Regions from separate parts of the Mus musculus genome. Here region 2 is linked to region 1. A link is a loop called in an ENCODE intact Hi-C map of the cell type or tissue named here. Cell type or tissue: left cerebral cortex. All regions are shown on one strand. Links, peaks and the distances in the headings refer to the core of each region. The heading gives the core; the rest is flanking DNA.

Region 1 (14,883 bases), core at 2,921-10,920:
CCAGGACAGCCAGGACTACACAGAGAAACCCTGTCTTGAAAAAACAAAACCAAAACAACAACAAAAAAAACTTCATTGGCTAGAGAGATGGTTAAGAGTACCAGCTTCTCTTCCCGAGGTCCTGAGTTCAATTCCCAGCAACCACATGGTGGCTCACAACCATCTGTAATAGGATCCGAGGCCCTCTTCTGGTGTGTCTGAAGACAGCGACAGTGTACTCATATACATAAAAAAAGCAACAACAAACTCATTTGTTTTCTTCACATTCAAGTGTATCTTCAGTCTTTATGATGTCCCTATGCTATGGTCCCAAACATCAGTAGCTTTGCTGTGTGTCTTCTCTTTTTCCTTTCTATCCTGAAAATACAACCTTTTAAGTCTATGACTGTTCATCAGGAGCCTTGCTAATCCTTCTGCCTGACCTGTCTTTCCACAGATCCAGTGGCAGCCTCAGCTGCAGCAGTTGCGTGACATGGGCATCCAGGATGACGAACTAAGCCTCCGGGCCCTACAGGCCACTGGAGGTGATATCCAAGCAGCCCTGGAACTCATCTTTGCTGGAGGAGCCCCATGAACTTCTTGTACCTGAACACCTAGCAAATTGCAGAGGCTGTTCCTGGCAAGAAGCACTTGTGAAGTTGCTTCTAGATTCCCCACCCAACCCCACCCCAATATATCATATGCTCCCCTTGCCTGCCGTGTCCAGTGCTTGGCCTTCTTATTGACCTCAACTGGTGGGAGCAGCTTGGCAAGCAAGATGCATGGTTGTGGTGCTGTGGTTCAGGGTTCAGGTTGATCCTTACGTGGTTTAGATCCTGGGCCAATGTCATGGGGGATGCTGTGTAATACCCATATTCATCTTAGACAAGTCCCTAGCAATAGCCCCCATCTATTTTGGTGCTTTAGAGCCTGAGGCTGAAGTGAGCTACAACCCAGTCTTCAGGGTAGTTGCTGAGTTACAGAGACGGCCAGAAGAGACTATGACCTCTGATGAAAGTCTGGGGAGTGACCAGGTGAATTCTGGATGTGGCATGAGAATATATCAGCTGATTCCATGTCCCTACACTGGCTGTGTCTCACCAAACATCCTTTGATGTGTGTTCTGTAATTCAGGACTCAAACTGTGCCAGGAAATGTGTCCCTTTCCTGTGTCCTAAAGGTATAAAGACAAGAGCAGTTAAAAATACTACTTGCACCAGCAGTACAAACACAGCTGAACTCTAATACCAAGGAGAACCCAGCTGCTGCTATCTGTCTGCTCTGGGTCTGAGGTGCTACCTGCAGCATCACACAGGTGGCCAAGTTGACAAAGTGGGTTTCATGTGCTTCAAATCTGTTAGGGGGGAAAATGGCTATCCCTATAATAGTTCTTGGACTCATTTGGAGCTGATGTGGAAGGCAGAAGCCCAGAAGTTTGTCCCAACTTTGGCTTTGGTAGACATTCCATTCACACCATCTCTAGTCATGGCCTTGTTGCCCCTGCTTGTCTCCTCTTGGGACAGAAGGTTTCCTGTGAAAGTATCTATAATCCTTTTCACCTCAAGGAGCCACATGGAACTGGTCTGTGCTATTTCTCCTCCTGTAGTTTAGTTACTTGGTGATTCTATGTGGCCCTTTGAACTACCCTCCTGATCTTGGTCCCCAGCACGTCTTGGTCTGTATGACCTTTATGTTAGTAATAATCTTAAGGAGAGGTACTCAGAAGAAGACATTATTCCAGATATGCCCTCAGTCCATTGTAATTTTTGAAGTTTCTGCATTTCCTTCATGATCCTGAGTTGATGTTGAGAAGTATTGTGATAGAAGCAAAGGCCAAGGGCCAGTGGTAGTCCGATGGTGCTGATGCTGCACTCCCTAGAGCTTGCCTCCTCTCTTGGTTCTCTTACTCTGCTCAAGGCTCCCGAGCTCATGCATCCCTTTCTGCTGCAGAACCTTTGTCTTTGCCCTTTCTGGAACAACTCTTGGTACCCGTTACACAGCTTCCCAGAATTGAGTGAACAGTTTCCCTTGTTTGTCAGGTCTTTCCTCCATGGGCTTGGCACATTGGCTTTGCTTCCTGTGGTCATATTTTAAACAGTCCATGTTGAGCCTGATAAGTGCCCCCACCGAGCCCGGGGCTTTCCGTGGGCTGAGGGCTCCTTCCTTGCCATTGTGCTTTTCACTCTTTCAACAAACAGCCTCTCTGTGTCATGTAAACATGGTGGCCTACTTGCTCCAGAAGAACTGTGCTATTGGTAAGGCAGGCAGACCTTGCCCACTAAACCCTGATGAAAGCTGGGCCAGACAAGGCCAAGGCTGAGTGGGTGACTCAGGGGGAAGGAATCACTTAGATTAGTAGTATGTCCCTTAAGAGAAGCTGCCTGGGGGAAGAGGTGTTGGAGCTAGAATGGAAGGTTAAGGAAGCAAGTGTATGTGCTGTGTGCCTAGCTGTGGAGAGGGGATGTCTGTGTGGACCTGCTGGTGTGGAAAGTAAGTTGGGCACCACAGGAAGTCAGAATTTTAACTGGGGAAGCAGCTTTCCATCTTATATAGGTCATTCTAGCTTCTGGTTGGTGAATAGATTGGCAATAGACAATGGAGAAGAGTGGAAAGGTTGAGGCAGTGGGCCACTTTGGTTGACAGAGGTCTGGCCTGGCAGTAAAGGGGAGCTTGGGGGATAGTTGCTATAGTTAAAACAGACTCCAGTCTTTAGGGAGAGGGTACTCCTAGCATTGCCATTAAACAGATGGAGACAACAAGGTTCAGAGGGGGAAATCCTGTCAACAATTTCATGGTTAGGAAGTGGGCAGCTAGAAACTGACTCTGGTGTAGTTTTTTTCTGCAGCTGTGGCCTTTGAGATGGGAGGAGTAGGTGATGGGGGCCGTCAGCAGGCTAAAGAGCTCGGGTTTTCTCCTGAGGGGTTCTCAGAAGAACACACTATTCCAGAGATGCCCCAGCAGCCTATTCTTTACCTACTCTGCAAAAATGTTTAGGTTTCCACATTTCCAGTCTTGAGTTGATGTTGAAGAGTATTTGCCGTAGCAATGAAGACTCAGAACTCTCTAGGCTTCTGGGTGCCAAGCCTTTTGTGCCTCAGTAATCTGCCTGGAGCCCTGCCTTGTGGAGTGTCTATGCAGGACAGTGGGGCGGGGTGGGGGTGGGGTACCAGATTTGTATGTGAGATAATCTGACAGCTGTGTGGAGGCTGGATTTGTGGGAAGTGAGACTGAGGATGGGTAACCAGTGAGAAGGTTCGTTATCTCCAGATGGGACACTAGGACCTGCAACCTTCTGCAGCAGGAGGGGAGGGATGTGAGGTGTGAAGGGCAGACCAGATCTGGGGGTGGGGAAAAGGGGAGGCAGGATGTGAGTAGGTAGATGTTGATGCTGCCAAGAGTAAGGGGTACATTTGGAATAATGCAAGACCAGTTTGGACATAGTGAGCTTGAGGTACTCCAAGACAGCCAGGCAGTGGTCCTTGGGCTGAGATAGTCATCAGGAAATTTCAAGTTCAAGGCTATGTTGGCATCTTATGTGGAAATCATCTCTCCAGGAGAACGTGGAAGAAAATAGATATCCACAAAGGAGTTAGGCTTTATGGGAAATGGTGACTGGGAGATGTGAGAAGGAGATCTACTTCTGGGAAGGAGAAGGGGGTCACCAAAGTGGGGTGAAGGAGGTGGACAGGGCATGCATGGTCAGTGGCATCAGCCGCCAGGCAAGCCTGGTCACAGAATGCCACCTTGCACTTAGGGATGTAGGCCTGGGTACACTGGAGCTTGAGCTGGGTTGCAAGAACTGGCCCTGAATAAGCCATGGGCAGTGGAGGTCAGGAGGCCAGGGATCCTAGTGAGGGAGCAGAGGTGGGGCCCAGCGAGCATTTGCAGTTCAACAGAGGTGAAGTTGGAATTGATGACAAGAACTTTTCTAGGAAGCTAAGGGGAAAAAAAGGAAGAGAGACCCTAAAATAGAATATGCAAATATGCAGAGATGGGTGAGCTTTCTGAACAGATCTTTCTCCTGATATAACTCAAATTTGGCTGGGCTGACACGGACTGGGCTGGCACAGCTTGCTGGGCACATGGGCCTGGGTTCTGCTCCTCGCCTCAGCCCCATCTGGCCTGGGCCCCAGACCAAGCTCTCAGAGCCCTACCCTGAGGTGGCTTCTCATTTCCTCTGCCACAGGCCTTGGCAGTGATGGTTTGGTGAGAATGTTGGGGGAATTTATTGACATGCCTCTGTTTGCCTCCCCTGACACCCACGGTTCGGCCTTCTCTGGCTCTGGGCCATAATCATGTCAGCTTGGTTACACTGTTCCTGTGGGCTTGGCCATGTCTTGGTCCCATACATTTATTCTGCAGTTGCTGGTAACAGAATTCATCCTTCCCCAGGCCAGAAATGCCTTTTCACAACGACCCAGGCTTCTGCCTCAGCAAGGCTAGGTCCCAGCAGTGCTGTGCAGTAATGCTCATTTATCGGGCATTCCATGCTGGGATTGAGTTGAGACCCATGGTGCCATCTCAGTGCATTCTCAGAACAACCTTGAAAAGCAGGTTTTTATTATCCTGTGCCCACAAGTGCTGCCCATTAGGAGATGTAACTATGTTGGGAAACCAGCCTTTCCAGGGCTTGGGTGAGACAGTGTATCCAATAGCCATCCTTACTGTCACCTAGGCTCTGTCCCCAGCCCACAGTCTGGAAGCTACCTGGGCTGAAGAGTGTATTAAACCCTCACCCTGAGAGTGGCAGTTTAGGCATGGGAGGGGAACAAGCTTCTATGTCAGACCAACCGAAGGTTAGATCACTTCCACACATGGCTTGTATTCTGGGAGCCTCAGTTGTATCCTGTTTGACATTTTATTCTAAGTCTATAGATACTGACAGTGTGTGTATTGGAGACACATGGCACTCCAGAGCTGGGTTGGGGACGATTCAAGGAGTTGGAATCCTACCACATAAGGTAGCACAAGGGGAATCCAAGGTGGAGGACTAGAATAAGCCTTTCATTGAGAAACCAAAAATCCAATTGCTAAGGGGCTGGAGAGATGGCTCAGTGGTTCAGAGCACTGACTGCTCTTCAGAGGTCCTGAGTTCAATTCCCAGCAACCACATGGTGGCTCACAACCATCTGTAATAGGATCCGGTGTCCTCCTCTGATGTGTCTGAAGATAAATACAGTGTACTCACACACGTTAAATGAATGAATGAATGAATGAATGAATGAATGAATGAATAAATAAACAAATGTATTCTGGCTTCAAAAAAGAGGCCATCTAAAACAAATCCCCTCAAATTTGGAGTTGAAGAGGTTGTTCAGTGGTTACTTATTAAGTATTCAATTCACAACTACCTGTAACAGCAGCTCCAGGGAATCTGACACCTCTGGCCTCTGAAGGCATCTGTGTACACACAGACACACACACACACACACAGACACACACAGACACACACACACACACACACACACACACACACACACACACACACACACACACAAGATTTCAAAGAATTTGACCTAAATTTATGAAGGGGCTGTATTCTATAAAGTGAATAGACAGAATTGTGTAGCTTTAGACCACTATTTGGCAGTCTTCCAGAGGAAGAAACCTTTGTGCAGAGCTAAGAAGATGGGCAGAGGTCCTCCATGATGGAGTACATTGTCATCAGAGGCATGTACTTAGAGGCTGTCTGAGGCCACGAGGGCTGTGTTAAGAGGCTCCTAAGTTGGACTGTATGCATGCCTTTTGAATAATGCTTTTGGTCCCAAGAAGTGCAATTTGTGAGTTCTTACATCCATGAGAAAAGGTGAGTGATTTTTTGGAGCACTGGCCTATATGTGGTCTTCTCATTGCTAGGGTCCTAGCAAGCCCAAGGATCATATCAGCTGGGAGGGTCCGGGCCTACCCTATGTAAAGCATAGTAAGAGTGCATGTCGTCCAGGGTCCAAGCAAAAAAAAAAAAATGCCGAAGGTACCATGCTTTACTCCAGGCCAGAAAGGAGCTGGTTAGGTAAACAACTGCGTCAGCTCTTCTTTCTCACTTGTGAACAAAGAAACCATGGTGGCTTACACCTATGATCTCAATACTCAAGAGGCTGAAGCAGGAGGATTGGTGTAAGTTTGAGACCAACCTGGACTACAAGAGAGTAAGACCCTGTCAAGAAGAAAAAGAAGAGGAGGAAGGGGAGGAGAAGGAGGAAGTGGAAGAGGAAGAGAAGGATAAGGAAAAGAAGGAAGAAGGAGAAGAAGGATAAGGAAAAGGAGGAGGGAGAGGAAGAGGAGCAGAAGGGAGAAGGAGGGAGGAGGAGGAGGAAAGAAAGGAAGGAAGAAGGAAAGGAAAGAAAAAAAGAATCAGAGTTGGCCTGGGACAGGGCACTGCCAAATAACTTAGCTGCCAAGCTGAGATAGGAACTTTCCAGATCCATCTAGTCAGGAGATTTTGTTACAACTGATGGGTCACATGTGATTTCATGTGATTGTATCTGATCCAGGCCCTGGAGAGCAAGAATGGAAGCTCAGAGATGGGTCTGTGGCCTGGGAATGGGCTGGAGGGAGGAGATTTCTCTGCAAAGGTTTGGGAGTTTCTGTCCTGTCCCTAAGACTTGCAGACACCAGGTGGCGCTCCTACCACAAGCCCAGTGCCATCTAAGAGTGCTAAACTGTCTCACCCAGTCATACTTGAGCTGACCGCCTTAACGGAAGGTGAAAAAGTCTAGCTCTTCTCTGCCTGTCCTCACTAAATATTCCTCTCTGGATTTTCACATTTTGATCTCATTGAGTTTTTAACAATTTAGGGTAGAGATCAAATGAAAATGTATGTTTGCGACAGATACAGGTATAGGCTGGCACTGGGCAGTGCAGACCAGAGGGGCTAAGTAATGTGTGTTTTTCAAGTCTTTCAATCAGAGTTGGTAGCTGGTAGACTCTGATCCGGCTTAGGGAGAGAAAGCAGGAGCTTGAGAACAAGCTGGTGAGGGTTTGGAGATGTGTGGTGTGGTGAGATGTGGTACTGGGATCTGTAGAGCCTAAAGAGCTCTGCACTCACTCCTACCCAGGCACACCTAGGCATGTGGCCAGCAACAATGGTAACTAAAGCTACTGTGCCATGCTTGTGAGACGGACAGGCATGGTGTGCAGAGTGGTCCAGATGTGGCCTAAAAACTGTTTTGTTTCTTAAAACTTTATTTATTTATTTATTTATGTATTTATTTATGTATGTATTTATTTATTATTCTGTGTATATGGGTGTTTTACCTGTTCACATGTCTCTGCACCATATGTATACACTGCCATCAGCCCCTGGAACTGGAGTTATAGCCAGTTGAATGCTAGCATGTGAGTACTGGGAATAGAATGTGGGTCCTCTGGAAGAGCAACCAGTGCTCTTAACCATTAAGCTATCTCTCTAGCTCCTAACACCTGGCATCATGCATCCGTGTTAACTTTTTTGGATCATTTGGTGATGCTTTTATTTGATGATGATCTCTTTAAACCGGAGAGTTTGAGCAAAGACTTAACTTTCAACTTCACTTGAAAAGCCAGACGGTCTATCTGCTGCCTTTTCTGTGGCCTCCATGGTCCTGAGCTGAGTAGCAGCTGTCCTGTAAACAGCATTCCACCCATGACCTGCTTGGTCTGTGTGCCTCTGACAATTAGGGGACATGAAGATGAGTAAATCGTTCCTGTTGTTAGAGGCAGGCCTGGGTGGAGACTTAATGGCAGGGATGGAATCCTACATGAGGAGGCGACACAAACGACTAGAGCTATTAATAACCCTGAGAAGTTAGATTCTTAGATTATTATATCTATGAAAATTAGTATGATGGTCAACCTGTGTGTATGTTGTATCTCCTCACCTTGGGCCTCTTGTTGGGGTAGGTCATGCCTGCAAGGTCAGGCTGTGGAATCAAGACTGAGGAAAGCTTGGGAAAGGAGAAACGGACTGAGTTTGGTCCCAGAGGGTAAGAGGCTCTGTTGGAATATTGTGATGGACCTTAGGACCTCCGCTGGTTCTGGGTCACGAAGCTCCAATCTGTATGTGTCCAGATCCTTTGATTTCTCAAGGGTACCCGTTGGATTTGGCTGCACCTTCTCTGCCCCACAGGGTGCAGGTCTGCATCCTTTCTAGTAGTCTTGTCTCCCACTCCTCCAATTCTGGGGCCATGTGAGGAGAAGCAGAGCTGTGTCTCCCCTGCAGACTTGTCATCACTTGCATCTGATGCTGCTTCTGGTGAGGCCATTTCCCATCACTGGTCATGAGTGGCAGGGTATGCCTTGGTTCAGGCTCAAGGGCCAGCTTTGGATTCTAACAAGGCAGGCAGGCAGGCCTGTCACTACCTATACTGTTTCGATTTCCCTGTGTTACCTGAGTCAGGAACCCCCAAACTATTGCTGGTACCTGTTCCCTTCTGTGGCTTTTCCTTCTATAGAATCAAGGAGCAGGCTGCCATCTGGCCTGGCCCGTTGTCCCAGGGTCTGTCTTGGAGAAAAGACGGCCTTCAGCACTTCTCACTCTAGCATGCAGCCTTGGGAAAAAAAAAAAAAAAAAACAAACGCCTTGGCTTCTACCCCTAGTTTCCATCTGTTCCCTATTGCTTAGGAGGCTGAGTCTGGCCCCTGGCCTGCCCTTCTGCTCAGCACGTGGTAACCTAGCCCTGTCTGGGTCCTTCTGAGGATTGTTTGGACCCAGACTGCAGTCAAGTACCAGCGGCAGCACGCAAAGGCACATTACACTGATGGAAGCAAAGGTGTTGGCCCTAGAGAGACCACCTAAGTTAAAGTCCCAGCTCTGCCACTGTCTCTGTCCACCCGAGTGAGTTTAGGTAGATTGTATCACCTTTCTATGCCTTAATTCCCCTGCTTATAGAGAGAGGAACTATAGCACCTAACTCCTAGGATCATGAAGTCGGCATTAAAAATGAGGCAGTGGAATGTTTATAGCATGTAATAGTAACCACACTATTGGCAATTGTTATTAAAGTCAGAAAAGTTGGCTTTCTGTCTCCATTCATTCATTTCCAATTGATCTCAGACGGACCCCTGTTGTCCTGGATGCCTCAGAGTTGTCCCTAAGTTGGAGCTATGTTTCCTTATCAGAGGAAAAAAATGTAGGTCTGAGAGGAATGATGTAGGCGGAAGTGGGTTGCATTTTATGAGTTACTGTGCACATGGGTAATGTTTTCATTTCAGATGCACTTGAATGCTTGGTTCTTAAAGGCAGGGATGGGTGGTTTCTTAACTTGCCCCAATCATTTATAGAAATGAAGATACTGGAGGGCATAACTGCCCAGAATATGAGTCACTGGGCTAGAAAGCAAGTATCATTCTTAGAAGCTACTTTGGCCTGGTCAGTTTGCCAACTTTAGGGCCACAGGATTCAGTGCAGGCCTGGGAAGGAGTTCTTGGGCTGTCAATAGGCTTTTCTTTCTGGGGTTGTGATCTTAGGCATCATGAAGCTAGTGACTCCGTGCACAGCCCTGTAGTGTCTCTAGACCCCTCCCCACAGAGAGATCTGGAGGAATTCACCTTAGTGGCTAGGGTACTTTGGGGCTTTTAGGAATGGAGAAAACAACTAGAAGCAGACTGTACAATTGGCAGAGCTAAGATTCGCTGTATCAAAACCTCCCTGCCCGTGGAGCAGTGAAGAGGCTGGCTCTGAGGTCAGGGCATCCTGCCCAGGGTCTGCCTGTGTCTACAGCATGCTCAGTATGTCTGGGTCTGTGGGTTTTGAAGGTCAAGTCTTTGTTTACTTCTGTTCCCTCTTCCTTGCCCTGTCTCTTCTTGGTGCAGTACATCTTAGACTACATATACAGTAAGCAATAGATTGGGACAAGCTGACCTGGATGGATTTCCCAGTCATAGCTTCTTTGGGTACAAGCAGAGGTAGGGAATCTGTCCATCTCTGGCCCAAGGAACATGGGAGACCCTTTTACGAAGAGCAGACAAAGTGGCTCTGAAAACATAAGCCAATGACAGAGTTTCCTGGGTTGTTCAGGTGACTGCAGAGGGGCCTGGACCCTCTGATGGAACTACCACCGCGTCACCAGGTTGCCCTTGGTATGTAGCTGAGCCTTAGGCAGAGAAAGATTCCCTTCGATTGGTCTGACCTTCCCTCTCTGATTATGAGTCTTGTGCCCCTCACTTTTTTCTTGGGGAAGGGGCCTTCCTAATTATATCCCCCTCAGTGCACATGGAAATGAGTTTGGATTTTCTGAGCATACACCAGCTGGCTGGGGGGAGGCAGCCCAGAAGGCTGCTGGCTGGGGAAGGGAGGAGAAAGGAGAGGGAGAGGAGGGAGCCAGGCCAAGATGAAAAATTCCCAGTGTTCTCTCAGGCAGAGCAATCGTGGGGCGTTGTGGGCACCCCACACATCTTAGACCTCCCCTCTCTCCTCCACAGAGGAAAGCATCCTGCTCCGGCTGATAGGATCAGCAGAGAGCTGCGTCCCACTCCCGCAAGCCCATTCTATGAGAATGGTTCTCTGACTACAAACCACTTAGCTGACAGCAAGGGGGGTTGTCCGGTGTTAGACTCATCCATGCGCTGAGAGATCCTTACGGATTTCCTAGGCCTTTCTTTCCACTGGGGCGAGGGAAGTGGAACTGAAGCCCAGAGGAGGGATGGGATCTGCCCCTCATGACAGATCACAAGTCTGTCTTCTTTGCAGCTGGGTTCTCCCGGTGGAGTTGCCCGCGTGCGGGTAGCGAAGGTTTTCCTGGCAGCGGTCACCGCACAAGCAAGGGGCCACCGGCAAAGCTAGAAAAGGCTGCGAGGGGCGGGGGGGAGGGGCGGGGTGGGGTCAGGCGCTTGACTCCGCCTCCTGGCGCTAGGTTCTGCCTGCGGCCGGGCGCTGTCTCAGTCTCGGCTGCTTGCCGCTGTCGCTCCGGGGCTGCGGGATGACGCCTCCTCCTCCCGGACGTGCCGCCCCCAGCGCACCGCGCGCCCGCGTCCTCAGCCTGCCGGCTCGGTTCGGGCTCCCGCTGCGGCTGCGGCTTCTGCTGGTGTTCTGGGTGGCCGCCGCCTCCGCCCAAGGCCACTCGAGGAGCGGACCCCGCATCTCCGCCGTCTGGAAAGGTAGGCGGCGCCGCGCGGCCGGCGGGGCGCGGGATCGGACGCCTTGCGGGGCGGGTGCAGAGTGTGCGGCACCCGGAGAGAGTGCGTGTGCGCAGCTCTGCGGGTCTCAGGCTGGCCCCGAAGGGAGCGTGTGGGTCCGGGTGAGTGTTTGTGAGTGTGCGTACTGTCACGCCGGAGCGGGCTGGAGCGCTGCAGCGTGCGAGCGAGTGGCTGGGGCCCGGGCCCAGCTAAGTGGCGCTCCAAGTCCAACGGCAGCTCTGAGCCGGAGCCGCAGCGCCCGAGCGCGGGGGGAGGCTGCGGGCCCCTGTCTCACCGAGGCTCTTTGGCTTTCCGCCACGGGGTCTACTATACAGAACCCTTCTTTCCCCTGGCCAGCTTCATCACCCCGACCTCCTCCTTGCAAGCTGCGAGCTCTGCTGGCACGCGGGGCTCGGGCTCGGCTGGTGAAGGGGGCGCGGACCCATTGCCGCCGCCGCTGCGCTCGGGCTGCGGGAACAAAGACCCCGCCGCCTGCCCCCGCCCCCGCCCCGGCCCGGAGCGCGGGCCAGGCAAGGGGGTGGGCACCCTGCGGCGAACCGGGACAAGGTGCGGTGCAGGGGCTCCGAGCACCTGGGCGCTGTCTCCGTAATGCTAGGACCAGCCGCTCCCCCCTTGCCCGCACGTGGCAGTTGTCACCAGAAATCGGCACTAGCACGGGGAGGGGGGACAGTGCCCATTGGGTGGGGCGAGGCCATTGGGACCCCCAAGCGGCGTATCTGGGGAGGAGTGTGCATCCTTAGGACTGTAGTGAATATGAGAACCTGAGGGACTGGAGTCTTTCCTTCGGGCATCGCAGTTCAGAACCACGGACGGTGGGACAGAAAGCTGGCTAGGTTGGGGTTGGAGGCTTTCTGCCACTAGGGACTGAGCTCCCTCCCTGCATTGCACACAAATGCCTCCCCGCCCCCAGACAAACTCAGCTCTGTACCCAAATTTGGCATCTCTGCAGCCCCTCCCCTAGTGGTGATGGGGGACTCACACCGGGGGCTGGGGGTACTTGTCCTGTCTGTCCCTACTGTCCCTTTGATGCCTTGGCAGTTTGCAGGGATTGCGGAAGTCTGAGCATTATCTGGGGCAGGTATTCTTAGCAGAGGGGGGGAAACCCACATAAAATGAGTGGCCCGAACTGCCGCAGCAGCTGAGAGAATGTGACTTGCCCAAGGTCACTGGGCAGTGTGGGCACTCACTGTGCCGGAGGGGTCTCTGATCTGACTCTGGATCTGTCCTGGGCCAGGTTAGGGAGAGGAGAAGGATTTAGATGGTTCTCCAAACCATAAACGTGGTACTCTCGTCTCCAACTCCGCCATCCAGCCAGAGGTGTAACTGGTGGAAGAGGAGCAGTTTATCTGGACCTCTGAACATCCAGTTCATGGTGGATACTTGCACCCTCCACAGTCGCACCACTTCAGCCTCTTTCTCTGTCCCTGCCAGCATGTTAACTTCCTCCGTCCCCTTGTGTCTTAGACACATGCATATGAGTATGCCAGAGGAGACAAACGGTTATGTCTGAGTGTTCTGGAATCTCCCTCTGTATCAAACCCCTTTCATTTGATTGTGCTTGTCCCCCCAATCCTTCCTTGACCTCCCGCCACATACTTAATGCACACCCACTTGTTAGCACTTAATGCATGTCTCTCCATCCCTGGCACTTAGTCTTCCCTTACCCTCAGACTATTTAAAGCTGCTCTCAGCCCTCTTACCCACTTTCAGGCTCCCAGCCCATCTCTATGTGCTGCTTCCCTAGCTTGCACTTCACTGAGTGACCACACTGGTAATGCACTATTGACCCCCTCTGGCTGGGATCCACCAGACACTCACCAATCTTGTCCAAGGACAGTCTGCAGTCTCCTTCACAAGTGCCAGGTGCCCCACTGGCCAGACAGGCCCTGCCATTCACCTGTCCCCAAGCCCCTAGGGCCACCAGCTGGTGATGGTGTGCCCGGCTGACAGCTGCCTCCTGTCTCCTATGGGGTAACACATGGCAATCGGATAGTAGGGAGCTTGGATAGGGCCAACCCAGGCACACACACAGAGAGAGAGAGAGAGAGAGAGAGAGAGAGAGAGAGAGAGAGAGAGAGAGCCTTCCAAGCGTTGCAGTAAGCCTAGGGCCCTGTCTACCAGTGGATGGGATATAGCAACCTTCAGGGTTGACTAGACTATGTGTGGATAGTGGTAACCCCACATACATTTCTGTACAAGACATAGATTTGAAGTTTAGTTTTGAGTTGAGACAGAATAGGGACTGGGACAGGTATAGAAATGTCTTTATTTTCTTTGCTTGGTTCCCACCCTCACTTCAAGCCTTAGGAAAAGATTAAAGGAGGGTCTCTGAGAAGGTCCCAGACTTCAGTTGTTTGCAATCAGATGAGAGCCTGGTGCAGAACAGCTTGGACCAGGGAGAAGGTGTTCCATCACAGACTGCTGGCTATCCTGAGCTGTGCACCTGTCTTTGACTCCCAAAGGTTGCCAGAGCAGGAAAGCTCTGGAGGTAGTCCCTACAGGGCATCTCTAACGTGTGAGTCAGTCATCAGTGTAAACGTATGACTCTGACCCTTCAAGCAAGGGCGGGAGACATCGGATGGCAGGAGAGGGCGTAGTGTGGCAAGAAGTTGGTACACTTGTTATGCTATGTACTGCTCCCCAAGAGCTGGAGAAGGAGAAGCCCATGGAGGTCGGTCCTGACCCCCAAGTCAGAGTTATCCAGCCTGACCACAGTCTCTCCCTGCCCTGCTGGTTCTTCCCCCTCTGGCCCAATTAAACAACAGGATGTTATTGTTGACTTAGGAGCTGCTGGGTAGCCATTAAGGTGCCACTCCCCAGGGTAGGGGGTTGTTGTCACCTCCTCCAGGGGATGAGGTCACAGCTGGGGCTCTCAAAGCATCAGCATTTCCAGTGGAAATCCCTGCCCCCTTGGGGGACTTAGATGAATTCATCACCTTCAAGGTGAACCCCCTGCAGGACTGAGGGGGGGCGATCCCCAAGAGGAAAGGGGGTTTCCTAAGCTGCAAGAGATGCTTGGTGACTTCCCCAGACGCTCCCTGCCAAGTTCTGTGTTGGCCCTGTGCTGAACATTGAAGCTTCAGAGAGTAGATAATGGGATGGAGCTGCAGATCTGAGTTGAATGGACACAGATCCAAGTTACTCTGGCACCTCAGGTAGAAATAGGTGAGAAGAGCAAGTGGGTGAGAGAGAGAGAGAGAGAGACAGAGAGACAGAGAGACAGAGAGACAGAGAGAGACAGAGACAGAGAGAGAGACAGAGAGAGAGAGAGAGACAGGGAGAGACAGAGAGAGACTGACTCTCATTCACTGCTGGGCCACAATTTCTCTAGAATCCTTTTTTCCTTAGGATGCAGAGAGCAAAGCAGAGGCCACAGTGGCCAGTTTAGATCTTGGTATTAAGTGACTGAAACCTGGGTAGTCAGGGGAAATCCTTGAGTCTTGTTTCCTTCTTCTCTTCACTGTCACAGGCTGAAAGTCAAGGATCGGTTGCAGGGAATGGCCTGTTGGCGTCTGACCTCAAGGGCGGACACACATTTAACAGGCGCTGCCTGGGTTCTACTTCGTGCTGGTTCCAGACTGAACTCAAGGGTCCAGCAGAGAAACTAAATGTGTTAGTGCCCTTGCAGACAGGAAGCCTGGGCAGATAAACCTGCGCGTACACTGACAGGACCTGCAACAGAGAGCAGTCATGGGTCTGAGGAAGTCTGCCTGGCCAGTGGATGAGGTAGCAAACATGAGATGACACAGGCAGGAATGGGTTGCGTGAGGAAGGGACAAAGGAAGCACCTGT
Region 2 (14,883 bases), core at 4,380-12,379, 270 kb after region 1:
GAGACAGACAGACAGACAGACAGACAGACAGACAGAGACACAGAGACAGAGACAGAGAGACAGAGACAGAGAAAGCCCAGTACTCCAACAGTCTCAACCCAAAGAGAACAGTGGACCAGTGCTGGCAGCCGCTCATTCCCTGAGAGCCCTTCTTGTTCTCTGACAGCCTCCTTCCACCCCAAGCTGTTTCAGCTCCAGGCAGGAGCTGAGAAACCCCGGATCAGGGGCTAGGGCAAACACCCGGAAAACTCACTTGATCACCAGGCAAATGCCCAAGGAATCCCAAAAGCTCCTTCTGTGGTGGTTTCCGCCTTCAACCCTCAGCTTCCTTCCTTTGTTGTCCCCTGACTTCCCACCCGACCCCAAAAATCTCACCGAGTCCTGTTCAAATCGATTATTTTATTGACAGTTTACATACAGAAGCATTTAGAAAAGGACATGGGCTCCGGGGTCAACTCCTCCCCGGGTCACCCACGTTTGTGCTGCACTTCGCCCAGAGCCAGAGCCAGAGCCTTGGTCCAGACGCCTGAAACCCCACCCCCTGACCTTTTCCTAAAAGAACTAAAACCCCACCCGAGTCCCCTCGCCACTCCCGCCCTCTCCCTCCCTCCTTCCTCGTCCACCTGCCCACCCGCTCCCCATCCCCCACCCCCAGCTCCGCTACACTACACCGGCACACTTTACGGACACAGAAGTCTATAGCCCACGCTCGGCGGGGACTACACGCTGAGCAAACTCTATATTCCTGGGGTGAGGGGAGACGTGGGGAACTAGGGTGTCCCTCCCGGGCTTCGCAACCCCCCTGCTGCCTCGGTCAGGCCTGAGGCAGGCCCATTCGTGAGATGCGCCCGGGAGTCACAGCTCCCTGTACCCACCAGCACGTTCCTGCTGGGGTCTGAACCCCATGGAGTAGCAAGAGTCACTGTGGCACGCACCAGCCTCTGGCATCTGCAAGACATTGACGACGAAACTGGCCCGGGAACCAAGGCCGCACCCTGCGAGGAAAAGGGCGCGCAGTTCCGGAGCGCTTGAAATTAGGAGAGAGCCGGAAGCAAAGAGATTCCGACACTCACACCTGACACACTCACACCCAATTTCCCAGAAGGTGGGAAGGGGGTATTAGCACCAGACCCAGAAATGTCGCTGCTTTTTAAAACAACGAAAATAAGAAAATCAGTGCGCTGAGTTGAAAGGCCTACCAGGACCCCAGTTTGGCTCCAACTAGACAGAAATGGGGTGGGGTAGGAATGGGGAGGGGGGACGCGCGGATTTGGATCATTATAGGAAAGGAGCGGTGAGAATAAAAATTAGCGGGCTTCTGGCACATGCATCCTTGAAAAGGCAGAGTGGGATCAAAGTGAGAGTCACAGCGCTCCACGCTGGGGACCTGTCCTGGGGATCCCAGGCAAACGCTGGACCAACCCTATTATTATCACCAAATGTGGTCAACGACTGGCGTGGCGCTCTCCCCTTGTCTCCAAGTTCCACCAGATGGGGTGCGCGATGGGTTTCGTGGATCGCCGTGATGAAATGGAAGGCATAGACGGTTTCTCGCCGCCCATGGGTGGTGTCTTAGAGGAGGTAGGAGCCTGACTCTGTGCTTTGGGTGGGGATGGGGATTCAAGCCCACCAAAAGAATGACCCCTGAATTCGGCCCACTCCTAGAAATCCCTAGTAGTGACCCCTGGGGAGGGCTAAGGAGGCAGAGTAACTGAAGGCTTGGGGGGTAGGGCGGAGTCCCGCGAGGGTGTTAAAGTCCTGCCGTCCCTAGGCTACGAGGTACCCAAGGTGGAGGTGGGCAGGCCAGGCGTGCTGGGGGCTCAGCCCGCTGTCTGCCTGTAGTTGCCGTTTATTTCCTGGGCGATGTTGACTGCTTCCGCTCCCAGGGGCAGCCGATCGCTGTACTCCGAGCCAGCCTCGAACTCCTCTTGGTTGGCCTTGGACTGAGACTCCACCAATGAGCAACCCGCCAGGCTTTCCTCTCTCTGAAGGTCCCCGCTTGGGTCCCCCTGCTCCACATCTTCATCCAGGCCTTCCTCCGGGACCTCCTCTGGCTCCTCACCTCCCGCCTCGCCACGAGCAGGGTAGCTTTTCTCAGACTCAAGGTAGGAAGCACGCGGATCGAAATCGGCCGCGATGCGTTTCTCCATAGGGTCCGGGGCCTGTGGCCTCAGGATTAAACGGTAGGGTTTGCCCGGATGTTTGGCCAGCAGATGGCAGCAGGCGGCACCCAGCAGGGGCACGGTGGCCAGCACCAGGAGAAAAACACTCACGGTCACGATAACCAGCAGGGACGGCAGTTCTTTCTTGGTAGAAAACACCACCTGCACGTGACACGCCTCGCCCGCCAGTGCCAGGCATACGGAGTAGTTGGTGCCAGGCCGCAGGCCGCGAAACCAGTAGGCATTGACCCCCTCTTCCACTCGTGACCACTGAACTGCCGTGCCACCCCCCGCAGGACACAGATAGAGTAGGCGCAGTGGCCGCCTCCCCGGCCGCCGCGCTCCGCTAGCACCATCTGGCCCAGGGCCCCAGCGCGCAGCAAGAGGCGTCAGCTGCACCCGAGCCTCACGCTCTGCTACATCCAGCGCGATGACGCCCAACTCAAAAACGTGCGGCTTGAGATCTGAGCTCTGGTTGAATGCATGGTTAGACACATAGCGAGAGGGGTCCCCATGGCCACAGTGCTTCTCTCCCATCGGATCTGCAGGGATCTGACCTTCCATCTGCTCTCCTTCATCTGTCTCCTCCAGCTCTGCCTCGATTTCCCCAAGCACGCTGACTCGGGCAAGACCTTGGCCTTTGGTTTTGCCTTCAGGCTTGAAGGGCAGGACGCTGTTGCTACGGCCCTTAGTGGTGGCCTTGCGCTCAGAGGTCGGGACCTGCGCATCAGGTTCTTCCCCTGTTCCAGGAGCGTGTTTTGGCGGCCCCGCTGCAGCCACCGTCACCCGTAAGGACGTTGAGTTGGTGCCCAGCTCATTGTGTGCACGACAAGTGTAGATGCCTGCCTCCTTGGCACTCAGAAGGGGCACCAACAGAGAGCCATTTGCGAGGGCCAAGAAGCGCGGGGTGGCTGGAGGCGCTGGCCAAGCAGGTGCTGGAGTTGGGGTTGGCGCTTCAGTCTGCGTAGGCAGGTCCTCATCTCCGTCACCCTCTCCATCCTCCACCTTATCTCCTCCATCTTCTTCCTTGCTGAGAACCGGTGGCACTAAGACTACAGTGCCACCCGGGATCTGAAGTTGCCATTGCAGGCGGGGTGTGGGGTGGCCTTCGGCGACGCAATGTAACATGAAAGCCAAGCCTGCGCGCAGAGGGGTGCCAGGTGCCTCAGGCGGCGGCTCTGCGCTCAGACGCACGCTGGGGGGTGCGCAGGGCAGGGCGGGCAGGCGGTGCACGGGCACGCCCTGCAGCTCAGGGGGCGAGGCGCACGCTATAGAATCGGGCTCCGGTAAGGAGACCCGGGTGCTCGCTGCCCAGGCCTGCAGCCACACGAGACCACAGCTGCAGTGGAAGGGGTTGTGATAGAGTTGCAGGTGAGACAGCGCGCTTAGTGCGTCGAACGTGCCGGGCTCCAGGGTACGCAGCCGGTTGTTGTTGATGCGCAGAGAGCGCAGGTCCGGGAGCGCGCCGAGTGCATCCCGGGGCAGCGATCCCAGACGGTTGTGGTTCATTTTCAGCAGCTGCAGCGCGCTCAAGTTACGAAGGTCGCTCCAAGGGAAGTTGGATATAAGGTTGTGGCTTAGGTCGAGGTTCTTGAGCTGACTCAGCACTGCCAATGCCCCTGACTCTACCGTGCGTACCTCACTGTGAGCCAGCCACAGCGAAGTGACCTGCGTGACGTTGACGAAGGCCCCCCGCCTTAGTACCGTAATCTTGTTGGCAGACAGACTAAGCGTGGTCACGTTGGCTGGCAGTCCTTCTGGGACCTCGCGCAGCTCCTTGTAGGCACAGTCTGCAAACTGGTGGGCGTACTTGTCAACACAGGCGCAAGGCTCGGGACACGCTCTGACCACTCCTAGCAAAGCCCAGGCCAAACACAGGGCTCCAAAGGGCCCCATCGTGACTCCTGCAGAGGGAAGTCAAGGTGAAGGGGGAAATGGTCACTTATGCCACACCTCTCTCCCTCCCCTAACAAACTCTACCTTCTAAACCTATGTAGGCTCCAGACACCTTGGTTACTGAATTGAGACCAGTGAAAGCCTGCATATTCAATGAAGGCTTGCTTTCAGAAACTGTCTTGTTTCTCCAGAGGGCATGAAGTATCCTCCCCCACACCACCCCCAGCTCCCATCTATCCCCTTATCTGGAACTGCCCCCTCCAAAGCTTGTGGTCTGCAATGGGCCCCATACAGACCCTTCTTTCTCTATCTTCATTTAATTCAGTGAAATGGAGATGCAGAAAGATGTTCGTTCATGACTAACTGTCTTCTTCGGAATCCTTTGTCCCACGCATAGCACTCGCACACACTTCCTCACAAGCAACAACAGCGCAAACAAAAACTCAGGCATCTCCCTGCTGCATCCCACTACAAGGCAGCGAGACTCTGTTAGGAGGTTCACAATGAGTTATATAGACACAAAAATACGGGCAACCCAAACATCTACACAATATACCCTGGGGACCTCATTGTTCTCCCAACTCAATGCAGCTTTACCACAGTGTTCTCCACCAGGAAGCAAAGCACTTTCCTGTGTACAGTGAGAAGGGACAGGCACAGGGACACAAGTCCTCATGTGAACCAGCCACACTCAGAGACATAGGTGCCACACTGCCCTACTCTGAGACCGAACCCCTAGCCGATGCAACATGGAGAACTTGTGAGGTGTGGTGTGGGGGATCTAGGCAGCCTCCACCCACTTTGCCTTCTCACCTCCCTGCCCTGGGCTGCAGCTCCCCTCAGGAAGTCACAACTGCTCAACCATGCTTTCCTCTGAGAAGAAAATCCTACCCCCTGACTAGAGCAGGCATGTTGTGGAAACAGTCAATAAAGCTTCCTCTTTGGATTCACAGAGCCCAGGCGAATCCCTCTGCCCACAGGTTTTTAGGGAACAGTCTCTAGCTAATAAGCCTGGAGACAGTCCAAGGTTCTATACTTCCCTCTAGAGCCTTAAGACGCCTGAGTGCATCCCCTGTCTCTAGACATACAAATATATTAACACAGACTCCCTGCCCCAACTTGAGGGTCCTGTCAGTCTTGGAAGACCCTCTCCTACACCCTGTCTCTGAGATTAGCGGGTCCCTTCTTGCTTTTGCTCCTAAAGGAGGCACCTCCCTTCCCTGTTCCTCCCAGACAGCCACCCAACCCTGACTAGGCTGGATCGACCCTGTGGACTGAGGTTGTGGGGCCCTTCCACTGCTTACCTGCTGCTCTCTGACTTGCAGTGTGATGCTGTGGGGCTGCGAGCCGGTCTCCAGACTCAGGTGACAGTCTAAGGGAGCTTCTGGCATCTGTTGCTGTGGCGGTGGGGAGAAAGGGGGAGTGCATTGAAAGAACTCCCCTTGGCCCCAAAGTCCTACTTCAATTTTTTTCTTTCCTTATCTGTTCGCCCTACTTCTCCAGGATTGCAGGTTTGAGAGCGGTCGCGCGCCCCCGTGCTCGGCGGGAACGCGCACAGTCTCCCACCTCGTGCTGCGTTTACATTTGTTAAAGCCATAGAGATCCTCTACTCACCTCAGGCTGAGACCTGTCGGTCTCAAGGGGCTCCATACGCCCATAGCCCAAGGCTCCGCCCTTTCCAGCCCACCGTACCCCTAGCACCCATTTTCTACTTCTCCCCACATTTACACATTCGATGACATTGTCACTATTCCTCCTTATGTCTCCAAACCCCTCCCCAACACACACACACACACACACACACACACACACACATCTTCACATGACTTTCACAGGTTAGAACTACTCGTCAACATGTAATAATCGCGTCAACGCGCTAAGTTCTCCCTACTTTCACACACATTTTCACAAGCACACCTTCACTCAAACACTCACCGTTCTCTTTTGCGCGCACACAAATATCCACGCTCACTCACCCTCACGCGCCCGTCCCGCCAGCGCCCGCGAGCTTCGCTTCTAATTGAATGCGAGCCGTTCTACGCCCCGCAACACGTGAGACAAACCATCTTTGAGGAATTTGGGAGAAAGAAAAGCATAGGACTGGAGGGGCGTGTCTTTGCCTTTAAACACTTTTTTCCCCCCTCTCCAAAGCAAGCAGTGGCGCAGAAAGACCTCCAGTGGGACCTGCTGAACTGCGCTGCCTGGCTCTCCCGGACCCTTTTCCTCCTGCCGCCTGCTAGCCTCCCCCTCCCCGAAGCTTCGTTCAACACGATGCATAATTGATAGTGTTAGCAGAACGCCTCACCCTCTCTGTCATATTTTGCCTGGATCTGGGCAGATACAAATCCTGGTTCCCCTCCACCCCCAATCACCGCCAGACTAATTCGCCAGATTAGTAGGCGCAGCCCTGCAGGGTGCGCGGAGAGGAGACGCCCACCTCCCCAGCCCATCGCAGACCCTGCTCAGCCTCTTGAGCCTGAACTCCACGCTCAGGTCTTTTGTGGCAAAACCAGCGCGTGCACTCCACTGCCCGTGGGCTACCTAGTGCTCACAGTGGAGTGGGTGTCTTCTGAGCTCCTAAAACATTAGGTTGAACTCACCCAAGTGTCTCACTCTGCCCTTGCTTGCTGCGGGCTAACAGGACACCAAGGTTGCCCACTAATAGTGGCTACAGGGACCAGGATAGTTACAAAAACCGTTTGCTCCTCTTGAGTGCTGTGGACTAGGGACTTACAACCCCTGAGCATTTCCTGCACCACCACCCCGCTCCTCAGTATCCTCTCAGCATCTCTAGCAAGCTGGCCATCAACCCCTGCATGCTCGCACCCCCCCCACACACACACACACTGTGAAAGCCTAGGCAGCAGCCACCGCCCTGCCATCTCACACCCTCATGTAACAGCTGGCCTCAGCAGACTCGGGACTCGCTGTTCTCTTTGGCAAACCCTGGACATTTCTTTTAGCGATGAGCAGGAGAATTTCAAGGGATGTCTAGGGATTTGACTAAAATGCATCATCTCACTCCCCCGCCTATGGCATCCCAGGAGACAGAGCTGCTAGCCAGAACTGGTAAGGGGGCATAGATTTTGAGAGATGTGTAGAGAGTCCCCTCCTTCTCTTTCATATACACTGTAATACTGGGGTGCTGGGGTCTCCCAGCCCTCATCAGAGTCAGTCTTCTGTCTTGGTTGGATGGCAGTGTGTTTGGGGCCTCTGCAGAGATCAATACCCCGATTTGAGTGTTAAGCATTTTAATGAGCTAGGGAGGGGGGCGCAGAGAGATGCAGGAAGAACGCTGCATCTAAAGGGACCACCCGGCAGGGTTTCTGAGGCTCCTTTGTAAATTAAATATGAACACACTGGTGTGTGCTCACTTTGGTCCCTCCCTCTTTCCTACTCCTGGCTACGGGCTGATGGGACCCCCACAAACTCAGCCAAGTTCGGAATCTAGAACTTCACACCTGCTCGGGCCTGGAAACCCCACAGACCGAACCAGGAGAGGGTGCTTGAGCGATCCAGGGAAGATGTCTTTGAGAAGGGAGAGGAGATGAGAACTCTGACTCCTCCCTGCCTGGAATCCTGTACGTCTGAGGCCGTCCAGCACAAGGCTCTAACCTGGGACAAGGCCTCAGAGATTTGGAATAGCCGCCCGATACCGACTTCTTTGTCTGCAAAGTAAGAGGAATGTCTGTCGTATTGTTCATGTTCTAGCAACCTTGAGGGGGTGGGGGGTGCCTCGCACCAGAAGAGGGTGTGGCAGCAGAGGGACGTTCTGCTGTTCTTAGTGTTCTGGGATGGAGAATCCTGAGGACTTTCCTGGTGGGGGAGAGAAAGACGCAAGGCGTGGGCGTTCCTCCGCCAGTGAACATCCACTCATCCGATTTTTACTTCTAGTCAGCTCTCTTTTTTTGAGTTTGGAGGGACGCAAGCCTGCAGAGGGATAACTTAGGAGGAGCGAAGGGCCGAGGGCTGGAAGGAAGAATGGGCTCATGAGCTCTCTCGATCGCACGGACGTGCAGGAGTGTCTGGGGTAAGCTCTCCCAACTCTGGCTTTCTTCCCTAAAGAGGTTGAAACCAGGGGACTCCCTGTAGAGAGGGCGGTTCCAGCGTCTACAGAATAGTTTAAGGGCGTGGCGACCACGCTGGCTGGGGTACTGATTCCCGTGGAACCCAGCTTCCCACCCACTCTCCCGAAAAATGCTTCTGTTGCCCGAATTTGCACCAGGGAGAAGACATCCCTTACCCCGTCTTCAACCCTGCAGAACCCAGTGCCGGTCCAGACAAGGCCAGCCGGAGTCGCCGCTAGCAGCGTCCGCAGGGTCTTGGGTAGGAGCTGCAATTCCTGATTCAACCACTGAGCTCTGCTAGAAGACGGCAGGCAGAGCCCTGGCGCCGCCCAGAATTGCCGTCGATTGCTTTTACGGTTAATAATACCTAGGGAAGGAGAGACGGCATAGAAACACTTCCCACCTCCCACCCCTGCCCTACGTCTTTGATCTTAAAGGAACAAGTATTTAATCAGGCGAGTGCAGTAAAGGGGGGGGGGGGGAATGAGCGACAGAAAAGTTGTCAAGCTGGAAAACAGAGGGCTTCCGATTCAGAATCTGTTCAGTTCAGGGACAAGCTTTTTACCAAGCTGCAGTCCTGACTCCAGACAGACGCAGAGACCAAGAGCTAACGCCCCTAGACTTCTTTGTGGATTGACCTCCACAAACTTCAACCTTTGAGGTCCCAGGTTGTCCAAGTGGTGGGATCGCTGAAACCGAAGGCTCCTCGGACTTGCTCCCCGGGCTAGGTCCGCGGAGATCTGGAGTTCAACCCTGGTACCCGCGCTCCCCCTGCTGGATACTGCCTGAACTGTGCAGAAACAAGGCCTTGACCTTGAAGGGATGGCACGAGCAGGCCTGGGCACCAAAGAGCCCTGCCTGTGGCTTTGCAGTGCTGTTGGGAAATGCTATCGCCGGGGCATGCTTGACCAAAATCCTCGAGTTTTCTCTAGGTATACCCAGTCTGTGCCTCCATGAAAACACAATCGGCCCTCCTTACTCTAACAGGTTTGGCCAGTTCGTGGCCCACTGGGTTCCCAGTGCCCAGAATCCAACAGTGCACCATTCTCCTGCGAGTTAATTGGTGTGCATAGTTGCACTGGCAAGAGAACTCCCATCATACCTCCCTGACCCTGACCAGGAGCGCCTTCTCTTGCAGGCCTGTCCCTGCCTCTCCTTACTTTGCCCGAGGCTTCTAAAATGTCTCTGAGCTGACAAAGGAAACTTATTGGCCTTAAGCTGGGCTAGAGTGGGGGAAGAAAACGGAAGGAATGGGTGTTTGACTAAAAGTTTAGGCCAGGTAATGTGTGCATGATTCTGCAGCAACTGCTCTGTCATGCGCCCTTGTATTTTAATGTGGTGCGTGGGTGATCTGATGAACTGGCCAAAGGGTGTAGGAAGAGCTTCCAAGAACAAGATGGCCTGGCATCAGTAGCCTGCTCGGGAGACCTTCCCTCCAGCTGCCCTACATCCAGAAGCTGTGGAACACACTGTCTCACACTTTACAGTGCCTGCAAGTTAACAAGTTCACACACACACACACACACACACACACACACACACACACACACACACACACGGCGGGCAGGAGATTCCAGCAAGCATTTCCACTTTTCTTTCCTAACCTAATTTCTATCAGAAAGGTCACTCCCCAGAGAAGAAACACTCCCTGTTTCTAAGCCATCATTTTTCTTTCCAGCACCAGACTCTATCACACACCAGTTATGAGGCCCTGGCTTAGCCTCTCTACATCTCTAAGAAATAAAGGACAGAGGCTGCAGAGATGGTACAGTGGTTAAGAGCACTGGCTGCTCTTGCAGCAGACCTGAGTTGGACCCCTCCCCAGGCATCAGATGTAGAGGTGGCACACAGATATATCTACCCATGCAGCCATTCCCCCCTCCTGGTGAAATAAAAATAAATAAATCTTTAGAACGAATATGAATGAATTTCCTCATGAGTATTAAACGAGCCAAGACATTGTCAAGCACTCAGTCTATGGTACTTGGTGCTTAGTGAAGCACATTTTCCTCACCAGTTGCTGGATAGAATCAGCCACCATTGTTGTCTTAAAGCCTTGGGTCTAGATGAGATGAACACGCTGGCACGTGTGTTCCTGGTGCTTATGTCCTGCTTATCCCACAGGGAGAAGAGCTTGGCTCTGCCCGTAGACATCTTTCTTCACCACCTGCCCCTTCTGTGAAGAGTCAGAATTACCCGCTATTATCTGTGCAGGTTTTTTGGTTTCATATCCTCAGCAGATTGCGATGCATGTGGCTGTCACCAGCATGCCTGCCTGGGAAGCAACACTTGCCACCACAGCATCGGCAGAAGGTTTTTAATTAAAACTGCATTCTCTTTAAGTATTTATTGAGCTCCGGGACTTTAATTATTTTTCTAGAGAAAAACAAAAGCAAGCCCACATTTTTTGTATGAGAAGACTGTTGATTTCTGAGGAAAACAGCAACCTGTGGCAGGTAGCTGGAGGCAGTGGGGAGGGATTTCTGGAGCGGTTCAAATGAAGCCTGACATTATTAACAAACCCAGGTCTAGCCCACGACCTTCCTTCCAGAGCTTTCATTAAATTAGCTTAACATACTGGCATTGCTGTGAGCATTAGGCGGCTCTTCTGGCGGTAGCTTGTGTACTCTGTCTGGGTGTGCTTTTGTTTTGCCGATTCTCGGGACTTCTTGGAAGGCATGGCACTCTTCATGCATGGTGCCCCACTCCACCAATGCAGGGCTGGCTCCCCAAGGAGAGGGCCCTGAGTGGCCAGCTTCCCCATGGCAAGACTCAATGTGATCAAGAGTAGGGAAAGGTAGGAAGGGTGATGGAGGAGCATGGTCCAGCAATTAGTAACGGCATTTTTCACCGAGCTAGATGACCTGGGCCTCAGGAGCCACACAATGGAAGGACAGGATGAATTCCTGTAAGTTGTCCCCTAACCTCTACATGCACCAGTGATTGGCGTGCACACACACATATACACAAAGATTTAAACATCTTAAAGAATTTAAGGGCTGAAAAGATGGCTCAGAGGTTAAGAGCAGGATCTGAGTTCAATTTCCAGCACCCACATTGGACAGGTCACAACCAACCACATATAATTCCAGCTCCAGGTAGATCCGATGGCTTTGGGTTCTTCAGGGGTATCGTGACTCATATCTTAGAAGATAGATTTTCTGAAAGAGAAATCAGGGGCAGGGTGCTGGGGTGTCATGCAAGATCCATTTGCCAATGGTAAAAGTCCCACCTTAAAGGGGAGAGACCAGTAACCTTGTCATCTTGCAAAGCAGGCTGCAGGGCTGGTGGACTCTGTGCCATATCAGCAGCCCCTGGGCCCTTTCTCTTCTCTTACCCTTCATAGGATAGCTGGCTGTGCTCACTGAGGCTGTTAGAGGATTTCAACAGCAGCACAGACCAGTGCCCACCAGACCAGTGCTCGTTTTCTGAAGCTGTAGGTTGTGACGTCACATGGGGTTGTATAGCTGGATGTGTGAGCTGTGAAGACTCTGGCAACAGTAAAAGACTTCTGAATGAACAATGATCAAAGTTAATTCAAAATAGCACTCTACCAGAAGAGGTGTTTCGAGCAGTGCTTGCCCGTGTTGTAGCTTGCAACATCACTGCCGGCTTGGTTCTGAATACACACCATGAACACTTTGCTCTGTGCAGACCGCCATGACACCCAACAGGAACAAAAGCCCCGAGAAATGCCTTGGTTCACACTGAGGACTGTTTTATGTCGTGAATGGCAGGGGGTTTACTGTCCATACAAAGTTTCCTGCTCTCATAGAAACATAATATTTTAATCAGGGAGACAATGACAATATCTTTCTATAGTCATTTACATCCTATACAGTGTATACATATCAAATTAGTATATCTTTGAATTGTATTGAATTAGGCTGTTTGACTTCCACAATTGCTGTGTAAATTCTTAACTTGAATGGTATTTTTAAAATGATAAGGAGGTACTTCCTCTTCCTGTAAGCAGCCAGAGGTGGCCTGTGAAGATGGCTTGCTACTCTCTTGACCCAGAACCCCCCCCCCAAATCATGCAAATCAAGAGGTTCAAACCTTCCTGTTCACTTCAAGAAGACCCGGAAAACTGCCCAGGCCATCAAGGGTATGCATATCCGCAAAGCCGCCAAGTATCTGAAGGATGTCACTTTAAAGAAGCAATGTGTGCCATTCTGGCGGTATAATGCACCCAGGCCAAAACAGTGGGGCTGGACACAGGGATGGTGGCCAAGAAAGAATGCTGAATCTTTGCTGTACATGCTTAAAAATGCAGAGAGGAATGCTGAACTTAGGGGTTTAGATGTGGATTCTCTAGTCATTGGACACATCCAGGTGAACGAGGCACTTAAGCTGCGCCGACGAACCTACAGAGCTCATGGCCGGATTAACCCATACGTGAGCTCCCCCTGCCACATTGAGATGATCCTCACTGAGAAGGAACAGACCTTTCCAAAGCCAGAAGAGAAGGCTGCACCGAAGAAAAACATATCCCAGAAGAAACTGAGGAAATGGGCTGGAGAGATGGCTCTGTGGGTAAGGGCACTGACTGCTCTTCCAAAGGTCCTGAGTTCAAATCCCAGCAACCACATGGTGGCTCACAACCATCCAAATAATGAGATCTGATGCCCTCTTCTGGTGTGCCTGAAGTCAGCTACAGTGAACTTATGCATAATAATAAATCTTTACAAAAAAGAAAAAGAAACTGAGGAAACAAAAACTCATGGCCTGGGAATAAATTCAGCATAAAATAAATGCAGATAAAGTAAAAAAAAAAAAAAAAGAAAGAAAGAAAGAAAAGGTAAGTAGGGGCTGGAGAGATGGCTCAGCAGTTAAGAGGATGCCCTCTTGTGGTGTGTCTGAAGACAGCTATAGTGTATCATATATGTAAAATAAATAAGTAAATCTTTTAAAAAAAAAGCTAAATGAATTTCAATGAATTTCAGCTTGGTATTAAGACAGCACCTCTAACAAATTAGAAAATGTCCCTGAAAATACTTCTGCCACTAGTATGCGAAGTGAAGTTCTCAGCATTAGTGATTATAAATCAAAATGACAATCAACTCTGACAGATACTGAAGATGTTTTATTATCTGCAGTGTCAAATATTTGGTGAAAATTTAACTTTTTATGTAAAAATAAATAGGCACACACATCTCATCTGCATGAAAGTCAATTTGCTTCCATCTTTAATAATAATTATTGTATATATGAATTGTTTTAAAATAAATTTCTTTCTGGAGCTATCAGGATGATGTTTCGTTTGTACTTCTATCATGACTAGAAAGTTTCAGAAGCCTTGGGCTAGTGGATAGAAGACCAGTTTTCTATCCCAAAACCATGCCTTTCTTTGGATTATACTGGCACACAGAGGTTCAGGATTCCCCATCTCTAAAACAATCCTGACCAAGGAGATGGGGTGGTCAATTTAGAGTAATCTAGTCTTGAGTCAGTCCCAAATTTCTCCACACGCAGGATCCCCTTTCATTAGAGAAGCTGGGGGTTTTCATTTTCAAAGAAAGCTAAGATGGGGTCAGGCTGAATTTGCAGTGTCTGACTACAGCCAGTATGAGCTAGAGTCAGTATTTACATGGAGATGAGGCTGGTCTGTCCTTTCTGTGACCTGCGTCAGGACTTAGTGGTCTCAACTGGGGCAGTGTGCGTAACCCGGTTTGAGGAACTCTCTTTGCTGGGATCCTCTGCTTTCACAGAATTCCTGAAAGGATGAGTCTGTTCTCGGAAAAGCCTGTGCTGGGATCCAAAGCTATTTTGGTAGCAGCAGACGCTGTATATTTATGAGCAGGATATGTTTATGAGCTCAAAGATGTTCCTGCATGACTTTACATCCTGGGCTTGTCACCCATCCATGGTAGAGAACAGAGGCATGACACCATTGGCTGACAAACAAGAGGAAGAAGGCACAGAAGAATGTAGAGAGCTGAGCATGGTGGCGCACGCCTTTAATCCCAGCACTCAGGAGGAAGAGGCAAGTGGATTGATTTCTGAGTTCAAGGCCAGCTTGGTCTACAGAGTGAGTTCCAGAAAAACCAAAAAAAAAAAAAAAAAAAAAAAAAAAAAAAGGAGAAGAAGAAGAATAATCTAGAGGAAGTAGAAAGTTGTGGAGATGTCACTGGGTTTGGAGCCCATGGCTTGCCACTCCTAGCTTCTGCTGCTTCTGGGTTTCCATTGTTCTGTTTGTTTGGCTGACCTTTGTTTCTGTTTGAAGGAGTCTCATGCTGTCCAGGCTGGCTGTAGTGGTTTGAATCAGATGCCTGCCTCACCTCCAAGTCTCAGGCATTTGATTGTTTGGTCCCCAGTTGGTGGCTATTTGGGGGAAAATTAGGAAGTGAGGCCTTCCTGGAGGAAGTATATCATTTGGGGGCTATGCTTTGAGGTTTCAAAGGACTTACACCATTCCCAGGGTCCTCTCTGTTCCCTGCTTGCATTTTAAGGTGTGAACTCTGGGCTTCCACTTATTCCTCTGCCACCTCCAGTCGGCCACCGTGGATCCTGATGGTCAGAATAAACCTTGGACACATGCTAGACCCTGACCAAGGGACTTTCTGGTCCCCTGAAAACTGCTGAAACCCCCCCACCTCCACCCCCATGTTGGAAATTCAGCCATTTTCACCTCACGCCTAGCTCCGTCACCCACTATCACCAGCATCCTGATAGCCAAGGCGAGACAGTTTCTAAAGATAGCTCAGCCTTGTCTGGACACATAGCTCCAGGAAGCAGAGGCTGTGGTTGGGATGGGC

The links. Hi-C counts contacts between places; a loop is a spot of excess contacts. Peaks named below come from ENCODE experiments on the same cell type or tissue, not always from the same donor. Only the 100,000 strongest peaks of a DNase experiment are listed, where the experiment ranks them.
Region 2: it touches region 1 in a loop (2.1-fold over the local background); 6 of 42 quality-filtered maps call a loop at or near these places.

What each region holds. Positions count from the first base shown.
Region 1 is chr9:57,929,277-57,944,159 of GRCm38, forward strand. Sema7a (sema domain, immunoglobulin domain (Ig), and GPI membrane anchor, (semaphorin) 7A) reads left to right here and starts at 10,836. Exons shown (of 14, transcript NM_011352.3): 1 at 10,836-11,052. The coding sequence starts at 10,875. It overlaps Ubl7 (ubiquitin-like 7 (bone marrow stromal cell-derived)), which reads left to right. Exons shown (of 11, transcript NM_001122873.1): 11 at 437-692. The coding sequence ends at 574. In left cerebral cortex, for the core only: CTCF peaks have their summits at 6,597 (motif pointing right) and 10,818; DNase peaks (open chromatin) are centred at 3,171, 4,066, 6,605, 9,173 and 3 more places; H3K4me3 peaks cover 1,598 bases; H3K27ac peaks cover 4,591 bases.
Region 2 is chr9:58,195,918-58,210,800 of GRCm38, forward strand. It overlaps Islr2 (immunoglobulin superfamily containing leucine-rich repeat 2), which reads right to left and starts at 6,368. Exons shown (of 3, transcript NM_177193.5): 1 at 6,035-6,368; 2 at 5,363-5,455; 3 at 380-4,066. The coding sequence starts at 4,058. The coding sequence ends at 1,821. It also overlaps the pseudogene 1600029O15Rik. In left cerebral cortex, for the core only: CTCF peaks have their summits at 8,367 and 8,912 (motif pointing left); DNase peaks (open chromatin) are centred at 4,627, 5,031, 5,552, 6,159 and 7 more places; H3K4me3 peaks cover 3,456 bases; H3K27ac peaks cover 3,191 bases.